4 separate regions of the Homo sapiens genome follow, and all the other regions are linked to region 4. A link is a contact called in ENCODE Hi-C or POLR2A ChIA-PET data. All regions are on one chromosome and are shown on one strand. Each heading gives the region's core, a stretch centred on a gene start or an enhancer-like site at or near the end of the contact. The rest is flanking DNA. Distances are from core to core; before and after follow the strand shown. Region 1 holds the start of ALDOA (aldolase, fructose-bisphosphate A). Region 2 has its middle 17 kb from the start of CORO1A. Region 3 holds the start of ZNF629 (zinc finger protein 629). Region 4 holds the start of ZNF768 (zinc finger protein 768).

Region 1 (3,290 bases), core at 199-2,698, 460 kb after region 4:
ACTAGTTAGCTAGGGTTTCCCATCATCTCCCGATGACCAGGGCCCCTCTCCTGGAGGTCAGGGAAATGTTCCCTACCTCCCCTGCCCCACACCCAGCAGGCCCTGGGGCACTTCTGGTCCCCAGCTCTCTCTTACGCCCAACTTCCCTTTGCTAGGCCTGCCCCTGTACCTTTCCTAACTCTGTCTGGTGCTGGGTGTTGCCCAGCTGAGGGTGGAGTTGCCCACTGGCAACTGGGGGAAAGGAAAAGGCCATAGCCATGGACAGGTGGGTCATGTTGAAGCTGGACCCTTCTGGCTTGCGCCTTGCCATGGGGTCACCTTGCCTGAAAACAAAACCGAACCGGAGTATTTTAGAATGTAAAGATCGTGAATCAAGCAGAGGGCCCAACACCCTCGTGGGAAAGGGCCCAGATATGGGAAAGGTCTGTGCTTCAAGCCACACAGCAACCCCGGAGCCAGATCTGAGATTAGAACCCAGCTCTTCTGACTGCCACTGGGGTGTTCCTTCCAATCCCCTCAAGATCCCAGGGCTGGCCCGGGCTCCAAGGCTTCAAGGACATCCCAAGGTCAGGCTTTTCCCCACAAGGGAGGGGGCGGGTGGTAGGAAAGGGGCATTAGGAAAAATATAAGAGAGCAAGGAGAAGCCCAGGAAAGGGCGGCGGAACAAGCCCTAGCCCGAGGCGAGGAAAGCGGTAAGCTTTGCCATCGTCACTGTTCCTACGGGGCAAGAACGTGGAGGAGCAAGCGCCTTCCCCTGAAAAATGCTCCCGTCGCTTCGCATGGCTGCAGCTGTTCCGGGCTCAGAATCAAGGTCGCCCGATAAGGAGAGACAGGGAAAGTGTTAAGGGGGCATCAAGCACCGCGGAGGGGTTTCCCTCCTCGCGAAGGGCGCCCCGTTTCCCAGGACAGAAACCAAGCTCCCACTTGCGAGAACCCTGGGGCTGTACATGGGCCGGCCCCCACCCCTCACTGCCTCTTAGGATCCCCGCCAGGGCTAAGGGGCCCTAATCCTTTGCCACAGGGGTCCCTGCAAGAAAAGGGGGAGAATGGTCCTTCATCTCGTCCGGCTTCCTCCCCCGCCATGACTCAGCGCGCGCAGCCGCTGCATTGCGCAGTTAGAGGACCTCAGGCTGGAGGGGCCGGGGAGCCTGTGTGTGCCTGGTAGTGGGGAGACGCTGGCATGGGATGGGGGAGGCCTCCACGCGGACGCCCAACCCGCCACTGCCCCCAAGATCCCTCTCCACGGTCCCTGGTCCCCGCACGTGAAGAGGGGCGCTCACCTGGCACAGGAGAGGGGCGGGTGTGCAGGGTGCGGCGGCAGAGGGCGGCGGGCTGGCGAGTGGATTCAAGGAGAGAACGCGGGACTCGTCACCAGGACCCCTTCTGCGGCGCGTTCCGAGAGGAACGCAGCCGATTTAGCCTCGGAAGGGGCGGCGCAGGAGGCGGGCAGGCGGAAGGCGGCGCCCGGCCTTTTAAAGGCACCACTCCGCCCTCCGCCGAGCTTTTTCCTTTACGAGGAGCGGGCGGCGTCCAATGGCAGGCGACGGACTGGGCTACGGGCCGCCCCCGAGAGGCGCAGCCCAGAGGCCGCGCTAGGAAGGGGCGGGCGCCGAGAACACGATCCCTCCCCACCCCCCTCGGACGTGACTCGGACCACATCCCGCGGGTCGCTAGGGCCCTCCCTTCTGCTCCTTTCCCCCAGCCTGGCGCGCTCTGGGGCGCCGTGACTCAGCCAGAATGTTGGCAATGGGGGAGGGCGGAACGGGGAAGTGGAGGACGCGGATGGAAAAGTCGGAAACGAAGGAAGCTGAGTTTCGCCTCCCAGGCCCAGCGCGCGCGGCCCGGGGCCGCCCCAGCTTCCGGTCTTCGCGGCTGCAGCGCGTGTCACCATAGGGGCCACATCGCGCAGTCGTGCGTTAGCCTGCCTCGCCCGCGGGCTGAATCGGCGCGGAGCCGACACCCTGTCACTGGCCCAGGCGTAAGGGAGGCGGAGGAAAGGGCATCGAGAGGACACGCAGGGAGCGCGAGAAGGCGGCGGAACTAGCGGCGCGCGGAGGCGAGACCTCCCCATCCGAGTTCCAGGCTGGCAGGCCGGGCTGGGTCGCGCATGCGTGCGCGCTCTCCGCCGGGCCGCCGCAGCCAGGCTGGTAGTCCTCTGCGCCACAGAAAACCAGAATGCGCGGCTATGCACCGGCCGCTGCTCGGCCTCTGGCATGCGGGGTCACAGTTCCTGCCAAACGTCTTCCTTGAGCCTGACTTCCTTCTCCAAAAGAAAATCCGTCCCCGAACTGATCTGCCTCCCAGATGCTGAGCCCCCTGCTCCTATCGTCCAAATCTCCCCTCCTCACCTGGACCCCATCTGGACCCTGTTGGCCCAACCCCAACCCCATCCCCACCCCGGCCCGGTCCTGCAAGGGGCCCACCTGCGGCGAGGCCGAAGGAGCCGGCAGAGCCTGGTCAGCAGCGAGTGAGCTAGGGGTTCCCGGGCTGGTTATAAGGCAGCTCCTGCCCGCCCCACATGTGTCCCCGATCTTCTCTAATGACCCCTGCCCTTTTCCCGCCACGGATCCTCTGGCAGGGACCTATATTTAGGGAAACCTGAAGCCCCTGACATTCACACTATCGTGGGGCCCGGCATGGGGGAAGGGGGAGGAAGACTTGGGTCGGCCCTATTGATGGGGAGGGAGCCCCTGCCCACTCACCGGTGCTTCAGAGGAAATTCTTCCTTGGAAATCCAGACGGAGGCCCTTGGTTGTCAAGAGAAATAAATCTTTGGCCAGGGACCTGTGGGAAGGAAAGGGGTGAGGGGACTCGGATCACGTGGCCTCCCTGCCACCCTCCCTGGCTCCTTCTCTAATCTCCCTCCTCCCTTGACTCCCTGCGGTGATGGTGGCTGTTCTGATTCTCTGGAGCCCTGGTTTTTTTTAAGAAGGAGAGTAGATACTGGCACTACACTCACCTCCTAAAATAACGGAGAGTCCGTGGACGGAGTGTGGTTGAGGCACCCCTGCGTACCCGGTACTCAAGGGCCAGACTCCTCCTATAACACTTGTGTGTGGTGAGCAGCGCCACCCCCCTGCCCAACTTCAAATAGAATCGTTGACGTGTGGAGGGGAAGGGAAGCCAGGGCACCTGCCCGAGCACTAGCCCCTCTCTTTTCTGGCCCTCCAGAGGAGCTGCCGTCCAGCCGGCCAAGAGTCCTGCCCTGCAGGGAGCCAGGCCCTGCGCTGCCACTTCCAGTTCCCAGGCCTGGGTGCTCGGCAGGCCATCTGTGGTTCCAGTGGCGTGGG
Region 2 (3,155 bases), core at 538-3,037, 360 kb after region 4:
AGTTTTGCTGTTTCGCCCAGTCTGGAGTGCAGTGGCACGATCTCGGCTCACTGCAACCTCCTCCCCGCAGGTTCAAGCAATTCTCCTGCCTCCACCTCCAGAGTAGCTGGGATTATAGGTGCCTGCCACCATGCCCAGCTAATTTTTGTATTTTTAGTAGAGATGGGGTTTTGCCATGTTGGCTGAGCTGGTCTTGAACTCCTGACCTCAGAGTGATCTGCATGCCTCGGCCTCTCAAAGTGCTGGGACTCCAGGTGTGAGCCACCACACCTGTCTAATTTTTCTATTTTTTGTAGAGACAGGTTTCACCATGTTGGCCAGGCTGGTCTCGAACTCCGGACCTCAGGTGATCCGCCCGCCTGGGCACCCCAAAGTGTTGGGATTCCAGGTGCAAGCCACCACACCTGTCTAATTTTTCTATTTTTTTAGAGATGGGGTCTTGCTATACTGCCCAGGCTGGTCTCAAACTCCTGACCTCAGGTGATCCGCCTGCCTCACCTCCCAGAGTGCTGGGATTACAGGCGTGAGCCACTGCTCCTGGCCTGAACTAGGTATTGAATAGGAGTCTGCCAAGCAAAGAAGAGAGGCAGGAGGGAGAAGAGCCATTCAGATGAAGGCAGGAAAAGATCATGACGTTTTAGGGAATGGAGAGCTGTCCCCCAAGGCTGGGGCCTCAGATGCTTGGGGTGAGAGGAAAGGTCAGAATGCTGGGAAGGTCCATAGGGGCAGAGCATGGGGGACCTCAAACAGAGCCTTCTCAAGGAGTTTTCTCCAGTGAGTAGCACGGAGCCCCCACAAGTCTCCAGGTAAAGAAGTAACAGTTTCATTGGCAAGAGGTTGCTCTGGTAGCCTGGCACCTCCTCATGTGGCCCTGATCTTCCATCTACCTGCAGGGTCAGCACTGACTCACATTCTGAAAGCACTCCTGCCCGGGCACAGTGGCTCATGCCTGAAATCCCAGCACTTCTGGAGGCCAAGGCAGGAGGATCATTTGAGGCCAGGAGATTGAGACAAGCCTGAACAACATAGTGAGACTCCATTTCTACAAAATATAAAATATGGGCTGGACACGGTGGCTAATGCCTGTAATCCCAGCACTTTGGGAGGCCAAGGCGGGCGGATCACCCGAGGTCAGGAGTTCGATATCAGCCTGACCAACATGGTGAAACTCTGTCTCTACTAAATACAAAAAATTAGCCAGGCGTGGTGGCGCATGCCTGTAATCCCAGCTACTTGGGAGGCTGAGGCAGGAGAATTGCTTGAACCCGGGAGGCGGAGGTTGCAATGAGCTGAGATTGTACCATTGCACTCCAGCCTGGGCAGCAAGAGCGAAACTCTGTCTCAAATAAATAAATAAATAAATAAAATAAAATATTAGCCACGTGTGATGGCATGTGCCTGTAGTCCTAACTACTCGGGAGGCTGAAGCAGGAGGATCCCTTGAGCCCAGGAGTTGGAGGCTTCAGTGAACTATGATTGCGCCACTGCATTCCAGCCTGGATGACAGAAGGAGACCCTGTCTCTAAAAAAATGTTTTTAAAGTAATGGTTCTCATTGGGCCCAAGGCCGATCCCTCTTGGGACACATTCCTCCCATTTCTTCAGTGATCTCACCTCATCGTTTCACCCTTTTCTCCTCTACTGGCAGGCCTCTCTCTGCAGACCCTCTCTTTTCAGGATATAAAACACACCCAGGTTCCTGTGTGCAGGGGGAACCTCTCTCAACTTGGCAACCTCAAACCACTTCCCTATTTCACTCCTATTGTTCACATGTGAGTTTCTTGAGAGAGTGGTGGACACTCACTGTCTCCACTTCCTCATTTCCTACTTTTCCACCTACTTGAGTCTGTCTTCTGCCCTCGCCATTCCACATATATTTGCCCTCACCAGCCAGGCCCGGTGGCTCACGCCTGTTATCCCAACACTTTGGGAGGCTGAGGCAGGCAGATCACCTGAGGTCAGGAGTTCAAGACCACCCTGGCCAACATGGTGAAACCCCATCTCTACTAAAAACACAAAAATTAGCTGGGTGTGGTGGCGCACACCTGTAATCCCAGCTACTGGGGAGGCTGAGGCAGGAGAATCGCTTGAACCCGGGAGACAGAGGTTGCAGTGAGCCGAGATTGAGCCATTGCACTCCAGCCTGGGTGACAGAGCGAAACTCCATTAAAAAAAAAAAAAAAAAAGATTTGCCCTCAGCAGGGCCACCAGTAACTTCCTGGTCATCAAATCAGGCAAACACGTTTTGGTGTCCATCCAATGCTACTGACTATGCCTCCTCCTTGAACATGTTCCTTTCGAATATGCGACGACGCACCCTCCCCTTGTTCTCATCTTTCTCTATGGCTTTCTCTGTCAATCCCCTGTGGGGTGTCTCTTCCTCTGCTTTACTCATTACACCCAGAGTCCTCCCAGGACTCCACCTCTTAGTTACTTATTTAGATTCAGGGTCTTGTTCTGTCACCCAGGCTGGAGTGCAGGGGTGCAATTACAGCTCACTGCAGCCTCAAAGTCCTGGGCTCAGGCGATCCTCCTGCCTCAGCCTCCCAAAGTGCTGGGACTAAAGGCGTGCAACACCATGCCTGGCTAATACTTCTGGTTTTTGGAGAGGCGGGGGGGGTCCCATAATGTTGCCCAGGCTGGTCTTAAACTCCTGGCCCTAAGCAACCCACCCATCTCAGCCTCCCAAAGTGCTGGGATTACAGACGTGAGTCCCGCACCTCCATCTCTTCTTATTGCACTCAAACTCCCCACACTATCTTATCCACATAGGCAGCTTCAATTGCAAACTCTGATGACTCTCAGCCTGTCTCTGAGGTACAAACCTGTCTCTGTGTTTCCTGGTTCTGACCTGCATGTCCCATTAGAACCCCAGGGAGGGCCTCCTGGAGTGAGGAGTCTTGACCTTGAATCTCCCCTTTTCTCTTCATCACTACCGACACTACCTGAGTTGAGTTGCTTCTACCATTGCAGGAACCCCCTAAGTAATCTGCAGGCCATCTCACCTTCTTCTGATCCATCTTTTATTTATTTATTTACTTACTTACTTACTTACTTACTCACTTACTTATTTGAAACAGAGTCTTGTTCCATCACTCAGGCTGGAGTGCAGTGGCACAATCTCAGCTCACTGCAACCTCCACCTCTTGGGTTCAA
Region 3 (3,524 bases), core at 919-3,418, 260 kb before region 4:
TTTAGTAGAGACAGGGTTTCACCATGTTAGCCAGGATGATCTCAATCTCCTGACCTCATGATCTGCCCGCCCTGGCCTCCCAAAGTGCTGGGATTACAGGCATAAGCCACCGTGCCCTGCCCGGACTTTTTTTTTTTTTTTTGAGACAGGGTCTCACTCTGCCACCCAGGCTGGAGTGCAGTGGTGCAATCATGGCTCACTACAGCCTCCACCTCCCAGAATTAAGTGATTCTCCTGCCTCAGCCCAAGTAGCTGTGACCATAGCGATGCACCACCACGCCAGGGTAATTGTTTGTTTTTGTTGTTGTTGTTGTCTTTCTTTTTTTTTGAGACCGAGTTTTGGTCTTGTTGCCCAGGCTGGAGTGCAATGGCACGATCTCAGCTCACTGCAATCTCCGCCTCCTAGGTTCAAGCGCTTCTCCTGCCTCAGCGTCCCAAGCAGCTGGGATTACAGGTATGCACCACCACGCTGGGCTAATTTTTGTATTTTAGTAGAGATGGGGCTTCTCCATGTTGGTCAGGCTGGTCTTGAACTCCTGACCTCAGGTGATCCACCCACCTTGGCCTCCCAAAGTGCTGGGATTACAGGCATGAGCCACCGCGCCCTGCCCAGCTAATTGTTTTTAAGTTTTTTGTAGAGACAGGGTTTCACTATGTTGCCCAGCCTTCAAACTCCTGGGCTCAAGTTACCCTTCTGCCTCAGCCTCCCAAAGTGCTGGGATTACAGGCATGAGCCACCAGGCCTGGCCTTTAGCAATTTTTTCTCTTTCCTGTTTTCTCTTTTCCTTCCTTCCTTCCTTCCTTTTCTCTCTTTCTCTCCCTCCCTCCCTCCTTCTTTTTTTTTTTTTTTTTGCGACAGGATCTCACTCTGTCGTCCAGGCTGCAGTGCAGTGGCTCAATCTTGGCTTATTGCAACCTCTGCCTCCCGGGCTCAAGCGATCTGCCTGCCTCGGCCTCACAAAGTGCTGGGATTATAGGCATGAGCCACTGCGCCTGGCTAATTTTTGTATTTTTAGTAGAGACATGGTTTCACCATGTTGTCCAGGCTGGTCTCAAACTCCTGACCTCAAGTGATCCGCCTGCCTTGGTCTCCCAAAGGGTTGGGATTACAGGCGTGAGCCACCGCACCCAGCTGCCTTTAGTAATTTCTGACCTTTGGTTTATTCTTCCCCCCAGCCTCTCAGTCTCTGGACAGAGCCCTCTGCACGCTCCCAGGATTCCTCTGTGTTTGTAACACATACACAATACCAAACTTCCCAAGGGTAGAAAGCCCAATTTCCATGCATCTCAGAGGTATGCCCACCCCAGTGTTAACCACAGTGCCCAGGAATAATAATGCAGTGTGTTGAACTGAAAGAATCAGGTGGCCTTAAGTACACCAGTCGCTTCTCACACCTTGGTTTCCTCCCCGGTGAAATGGGGATGATGGGCAACCTTATCCCATGGGACTGTGATAAGGAAGACAAGAAAGAAAGGCTGTAAAAATTGCGAGCATAGATAACTTGGACGTTGAGAGGCCACCAGTGTTCCTGGGTTTTTAAAGGTTTCTTCTGCTGTGAGCCGGGTGCCCTCTGAGCTATGAGAAAAGAGGTTCTCCCTCCTTGGCCAGGGAACCCCCACTGGCTTCTTTCCTGCCACCGTGAGCCTCAGTTTCCTCCTCTGAGGGGAGGTGTTTGGAGAAGAGGGGCTGGAACACAGGCTATTGCAAATCCTTCCCGGCTGTGCTTGTTCCTGCAGTCCCAACTCCTGCAGCCATGACTTCCATCAAGCATTAAGGCCATGTTTAGTGCGTAGGGTGTTCCCTCTCAGGTCTGCTCTGCCAGCCCCTGCTCCCACCCCAGCCCCATCCCAGGGTTAGTCCAAACAAAGACTGGCCTCAGGGGATCAGCAGCCGCCAAATCTGAGATAGGGCTTTCCGGGCGCGGCCGGCGGAGCCCCTGCGAAATGAAGAGCGGCCAGAAGCCCAGGGACCCTCGCGGGCATCGGGGCTCTCCCAGATGCCCACGCTGCCTGCTCCCACTGGAGACGGGGACAGGGGCGTCGTCCCAGCCTCCTCCCTGCTCCCACCGCTGTCCCCTTTTTTCCCCAGGCTGCGGGAGGCAAAGGGTTAAATCCCATAGAGCTGATGCTCTGACTCCAGGCTAGAGGGGCCCGGGAAGCTGGGGTCACTTCCTGCTCCGTCCCAGTCACCCTGAACTGGTCCCCGGGTCCTCAGCCTGGAATCACCCCTTGAGAAGGACCCCAGAGTCCTCGGCGCCCAGTCCGTCCCCCGAGGCAGGGCACTGAAGGGGTTAAGTCCCCTGGGGCTGGATTCCGCCTTCCGGCTTTTCCCAGACCCCAGAGCCGTGAGTTGGGGACGCCTGGGTTCCCGGGGGGTGGCCTGGAGTGCCCGGGACGGCCGCCGGGGAACAATGGGGCCCGGGAGGCGGGGGCCGGGAGCCCGGGCCTGAGCCCCCCACCCGCGCCCGGGGCTGTGGCCGGGGTGGGGGCGGGCGGGGGGCGCGGAGGGCCGAGGATTCTGGGAAGCGCGGGGGTCGGTGGCGGGGGAGGGGAGCCTGGGGATTCTGGGAAGAGGGATCGGCCGGGGCCGGGGACCAGCGCTGCCAGCGCAGCCCTGGAGGAGCCTGGCAGTGCTGGAAGGAGCCGGGACCCCGGGGGCCGGGGCAGGGGCGGATGCCCAGGCTCTGTATCAGCAGCGGGACGGGGGTCGCGGCTCCGGGGGAGCAGAAGTCCGGAGCCAAGCGGTGGGGGGGCCGGGCCGGGCGGCCGCATTCCCGCCGCCTCCATGTCAGGGTCACCCTGGGCCGTTCCCCACATCTCTCGGGAGGCGGCTCCTCATTCCCTCCCTCTGCAGTGGGGCCATCGCGAGGTCTCAGGCTGGCGTGCCTGGCGCCTGGGCTCCCAGCGCCTCGGCCTCCCTCGGTCTTCCCACGTCCATGCTCTGTGTCGGCCCTGTCATTAACCCTTTCCCTCCTACTCTGGACCACTAGGGGAGAATTTTTTGGAGACCATCGAGGTCCACAAACTCTTACCTGTCCCGAGCAAACACAGCAGGGCATCCTTCCCGGACCGGACATCAGGCAGCCCCCAGTGTGGCAGAGGTCTCCGCTTCCACCACCCCAAAGACACTTACAGGCGGGGAGGGGGGATTCTCGGAGCTTAAGTAGCTGCAGAGATGAAGAAATTAATTTACTTCCTAAACGCTAACTTCTGTCTCTCCTACCGCTCTTTGGCAGGGTGCAGCCAGTCTTGCTTCACCTTGGTCACCTCTCAGCGCCTCCTGCCATGTCTCCCTTGCCCCACTGCCCCTGTGCACACAGCGCCCACCTCACACAGCCATCCAAAGTTTCCAGGCCCCACCCAGGGATTCTCTGCAGGGTGTAAATGGTGTGGGACCTCCTTCAAGCGCTTTGTTCCTGTGGCCCCATTCCCTCATCCTGAACTCATCTCACCATTTTTGGAGTGACAGCTGGCTGTTTTTATTTATTTATTTATTTATTTATTTATTTATTTTACCAGGGGGC
Region 4 (3,384 bases), core at 222-2,721:
GAAAAAAAAGACAAGAACTGGATGATATTAAGTTGTCTGTCCAGGCTCACTTCCTCAATTCAAAGCTGCGCCCGAGGCAGTGTTTCTCAGGTTCCCTTCCTCTGCAAGACTCCATTCGAGTCAGACAAGACTGGAGAGTTGTTAGATGCCTCGAAGGCCAGATGGTTCTCTCAGTCCAATTCTCCTTTGTATCACCCTCACCTGGAAGGAATCCTGCCTCCCTGTGAGGAAATCTAACAACAGGGACTAAGGCTGCCAGGGATTGAGTTAAACTCAGGCGCTGGGGAAGGTGGAGGGGAGAGGCAAGGGGTGTGAGGCTGACGAGGAGGAAGGGTGTCTGTCCTCAGATCTTCTGGCTTTCATAAAACATAATGGAGGCTAAGTGGGGGCGGGAAAAGTTTTGATGGCACAGGCCGGGCTGGAGGGGAGATGCCTGGCACCTCCCTCCCACTACCTCCTGAAGGCGCTTCTGGCCGACAGGGGAGGCGGACCCGACCACAGCACTCCCGGCCAATCAGGAAGGCGCCTGGCGTTCCCTGGCGACCATTAACGCCCAGCCGTCCGCGGGGTTGGAGGAGGCGGGGCGGCTAGAGCACGAGCCCCATCGGCCAACCGCCGGGCTTCCTGGGGCGGAGAAGCTGTGCCTCTGGGAGCCGGGGCGGGGCTGTCTCCTTGGCAACTATCCTAGCCCTCGAGGAGGGAGGAGGGAGGAGGAGGATCAGGGGAGCCGAGCTGGGTGGGGGCCGGAGGAACGGGAGCGGGCGCGCGCAGGTGCCGGGGAGCGGAGTTCCTGGAGGGGGTCCCAGGCTCAAGGACCTCGGCGAGGCCAAGGGGAGTCCGTCCCGGTTCCCGAGGCGCTGCCGGAGCTGACCCGGAGGCCCGGGAGGGGAGGGAGCGAGACACCGCCCCCGCTGGCGCCGGGAAGCGTCGCTCCTTCTCGCTGACCTTGGTCTCGCTTGTCGCCTCGCCCTTGGCCACACGCACCGACGACGCGGGGCCCGGGAGATGGACAGACGGGCCTCTGGAGGGACGGAGACCTAGAACATAGGCACACACACTGCCCCGGTAGCCCCGCGGGCTCCGGGGCGTCCGGTCCTCACCCACCCCGTGGCCGGGCCCCTCCAGCCCAGGGTTAATGCCAACGAGTTTCCACCTCCAGCGGCTCCTAGAGAGGCCGCGGCGCGAGCCGGCGGGGGGACCTGGCCGCGGACGGACACTTCCTGTGCGGGGGAGGGTGGGGGGGTGCTGGGCGGCCGTTGGACAGTGCAGCCCAGCCCGGGGCCGGGGTCCAGAAGGTGGGGGCTCGGGCGGGAGCGGGGGCCGGGGGCCGCCGGGGTAGTCGCGAAGCCCCTCATCCCCGAGGCCGCGACGCGCGGGGGCCAGTGAGGGCCACGGGGAGGCCGAGACCTTGGGAGGGGGCGGGGCCGCGGGCAGGGGAGGGGCCCGGCGCGCTGGAGAGGCGCGGGGTCAAGACGTCCGGCCTCGGGGGCCCGGGCTGGGCCGCCGAGTCCCCTGGGCGGCGCTGAGCGGGCGGGAGGCGGGGGCCCGCGGCTCGGGGCAACCGAGGCCGGGTCGCGGGATCGGCCGCCATCGCCGCCGCCGCTGCACTGGGAGCCCGCGGGGATGGAGCGGGAGGCGTTGCCGTGGGGCCTCGAGCCCCAGGATGTGCAGAGTTCTGACGAAATGAGGAGCCCCGAAGGGTACCTCAGAGGTGAGGAGGGAGCGCCCGTCCGAGGAGTGGACTTGCGCGCAGGAGAAGGGGCTGTGGCTCCAGGGAGGGAGCGAGGGCCCGGGGCTGGGACACCTGGGACTCGAAGGAGGGGCCGGCGGGGACTGGGGTGTCTTGGGTCAGCTGAGGGGGGCGTGGGAATTTCAGCACTTGTCTAGGGGCCAGCGACCCTGCATGTGAGGTGGGAGGTGTGTGGTTGCTAATGGACCAAATGACCTTCCAGGTCTCACACGATCTGGATTCTCTCATCCTGCAGGCAACATGAGTGAGAATGAGGAAGAGGAAATTTCTCAGCAAGAAGGCAGTGGGGACTATGAAGTCGAAGAGATACCATTTGGGCTTGAACCCCAGAGCCCTGGGTTTGAGCCACAAAGCCCAGAGTTTGAACCCCAAAGCCCCAGATTTGAGCCTGAAAGCCCGGGGTTTGAGTCCCGAAGCCCTGGGCTTGTGCCCCCAAGCCCTGAGTTTGCACCCAGAAGCCCTGAATCAGATTCTCAGAGCCCTGAGTTTGAATCCCAGAGCCCTAGGTATGAACCCCAAAGCCCTGGCTATGAACCTCGGAGCCCCGGGTATGAACCCCGGAGCCCTGGCTATGAATCTGAGAGCTCTAGATATGAATCCCAGAACACTGAGCTCAAAACCCAAAGCCCAGAATTTGAAGCTCAAAGTTCCAAATTCCAGGAAGGTGCGGAGATGCTTCTGAACCCCGAGGAAAAGAGTCCTTTGAATATCTCCGTAGGAGTTCACCCCCTGGACTCCTTCACTCAGGGGTTTGGGGAGCAGCCCACAGGGGACCTGCCCATAGGGCCACCTTTTGAGATGCCCACAGGGGCCCTGCTGTCTACACCGCAGTTTGAGATGCTTCAGAATCCCCTGGGTCTCACAGGAGCCCTTCGAGGTCCAGGTCGGCGGGGTGGCCGGGCCAGGGGTGGGCAGGGCCCTCGGCCTAACATCTGTGGCATCTGCGGGAAGAGCTTCGGGCGGGGCTCCACCCTGATCCAGCACCAGCGCATCCACACCGGTGAGAAGCCCTACAAATGTGAGGTCTGCAGCAAGGCCTTCTCCCAGAGCTCTGACCTCATCAAACACCAGCGCACCCACACTGGCGAGCGGCCCTACAAATGTCCCCGTTGCGGCAAGGCCTTCGCCGACAGCTCTTACCTGCTTCGCCACCAGCGCACTCACTCTGGCCAGAAGCCCTACAAGTGCCCACATTGTGGCAAGGCCTTCGGCGACAGCTCCTACCTCCTGCGACACCAGCGCACCCACAGCCACGAGCGGCCCTACAGCTGCACCGAGTGCGGCAAGTGCTATAGCCAGAACTCGTCCCTGCGCAGCCATCAGAGGGTGCACACCGGTCAGAGGCCCTTCAGCTGTGGCATCTGCGGCAAGAGCTTCTCCCAGCGGTCGGCCCTTATCCCCCATGCCCGCAGCCACGCCCGGGAGAAGCCCTTCAAGTGCCCTGAGTGCGGCAAGCGCTTTGGCCAGAGCTCGGTGCTGGCCATCCACGCCCGCACCCACCTGCCAGGCCGCACCTACAGCTGCCCCGACTGCGGCAAGACCTTCAATCGCTCCTCCACTCTCATCCAGCACCAGCGCTCCCACACGGGCGAGCGGCCCTACAGGTGCGCCGTGTGCGGCAAGGGCTTCTGCCG

Evidence for each region. Hi-C counts contacts between places; a loop is a spot of excess contacts on that map. ChIA-PET counts read pairs that join two places held with the same protein, here RNA polymerase II (POLR2A). Pooled maps may share reads with other maps.
Region 1: a loop to region 4 is called in a map of heart left ventricle, with 2.5 times the contacts of the local background. The contact joins the promoter of ALDOA here to the promoter of ZNF768 in region 4. A Hi-C loop is called at or near these places in 5 of 168 maps with a recorded cell type or tissue (dorsolateral prefrontal cortex, heart left ventricle, heart right ventricle and 2 more), 2 of 37 single-sample maps with no recorded cell type and 21 of 50 pooled maps. POLR2A ChIA-PET finds 5 or more read pairs at or near these places in 7 of 52 experiments (Caco-2, HEK293, K562 and 4 more).
Region 2: a pooled map shows a loop between it and region 4 (4-fold over the local background). The contact joins the enhancer-like site here to the promoter of ZNF768 in region 4. A Hi-C loop is called at or near these places in 2 of 50 pooled maps. POLR2A ChIA-PET finds 5 or more read pairs at or near these places in 4 of 52 experiments (GM10248, WTC11, activated naive CD4-positive, alpha-beta T cell and 1 more).
Region 3: a loop to region 4 is called in a pooled map, with 3 times the contacts of the local background. The contact joins the promoter of ZNF629 here to the promoter of ZNF768 in region 4. A Hi-C loop is called at or near these places in 1 of 37 single-sample maps with no recorded cell type and 4 of 50 pooled maps. POLR2A ChIA-PET finds 5 or more read pairs at or near these places in 4 of 52 experiments (A549, AG04449, activated CD8-positive, alpha-beta memory T cell and 1 more).

Annotation. Positions count from the first base shown.
Region 1 is chr16:30,063,918-30,067,207 of GRCh38, reverse strand. It overlaps ALDOA (aldolase, fructose-bisphosphate A), which reads right to left and starts at 1,448. Exons shown (of 10, transcript NM_001243177.4): 1 at 1,281-1,448; 2 at 170-323. The coding sequence starts at 310. It overlaps LOC112694756 (uncharaterized LOC112694756), which reads right to left. Exons shown (of 14, transcript NM_001365304.2): 5 at 2,960-3,290; 6 at 2,703-2,784. RefSeq lists silencers at 1,131-1,310, 1,351-1,620 and an enhancer at 1,617-2,397.
Region 2 is chr16:30,165,008-30,168,162 of GRCh38, reverse strand. No RefSeq gene overlaps it. Among named protein-coding and RNA genes, the nearest start is that of CORO1A, 17 kb to the left of the region's middle. RefSeq lists an enhancer at 1,818-2,077. Within about 2 kb of position 1,787, at least 6 of the 41 ENCODE cell types and tissues checked have a DNase peak (open chromatin) inside an H3K27ac peak, as active enhancers do.
Region 3 is chr16:30,785,849-30,789,372 of GRCh38, reverse strand. ZNF629 (zinc finger protein 629) reads left to right here and starts at 2,168. Exons shown (of 3, transcript NM_001080417.3): 1 at 2,168-2,345. RefSeq lists an enhancer at 2,099-2,218.
Region 4 is chr16:30,524,653-30,528,036 of GRCh38, reverse strand. ZNF768 (zinc finger protein 768) reads left to right here and starts at 1,471. Exons shown (of 2, transcript NM_024671.4): 1 at 1,471-1,711; 2 at 1,986-3,384. The coding sequence starts at 1,624. RefSeq lists enhancers at 86-385, 1,966-2,025 and silencers at 456-1,285, 1,376-1,695, 1,716-1,765.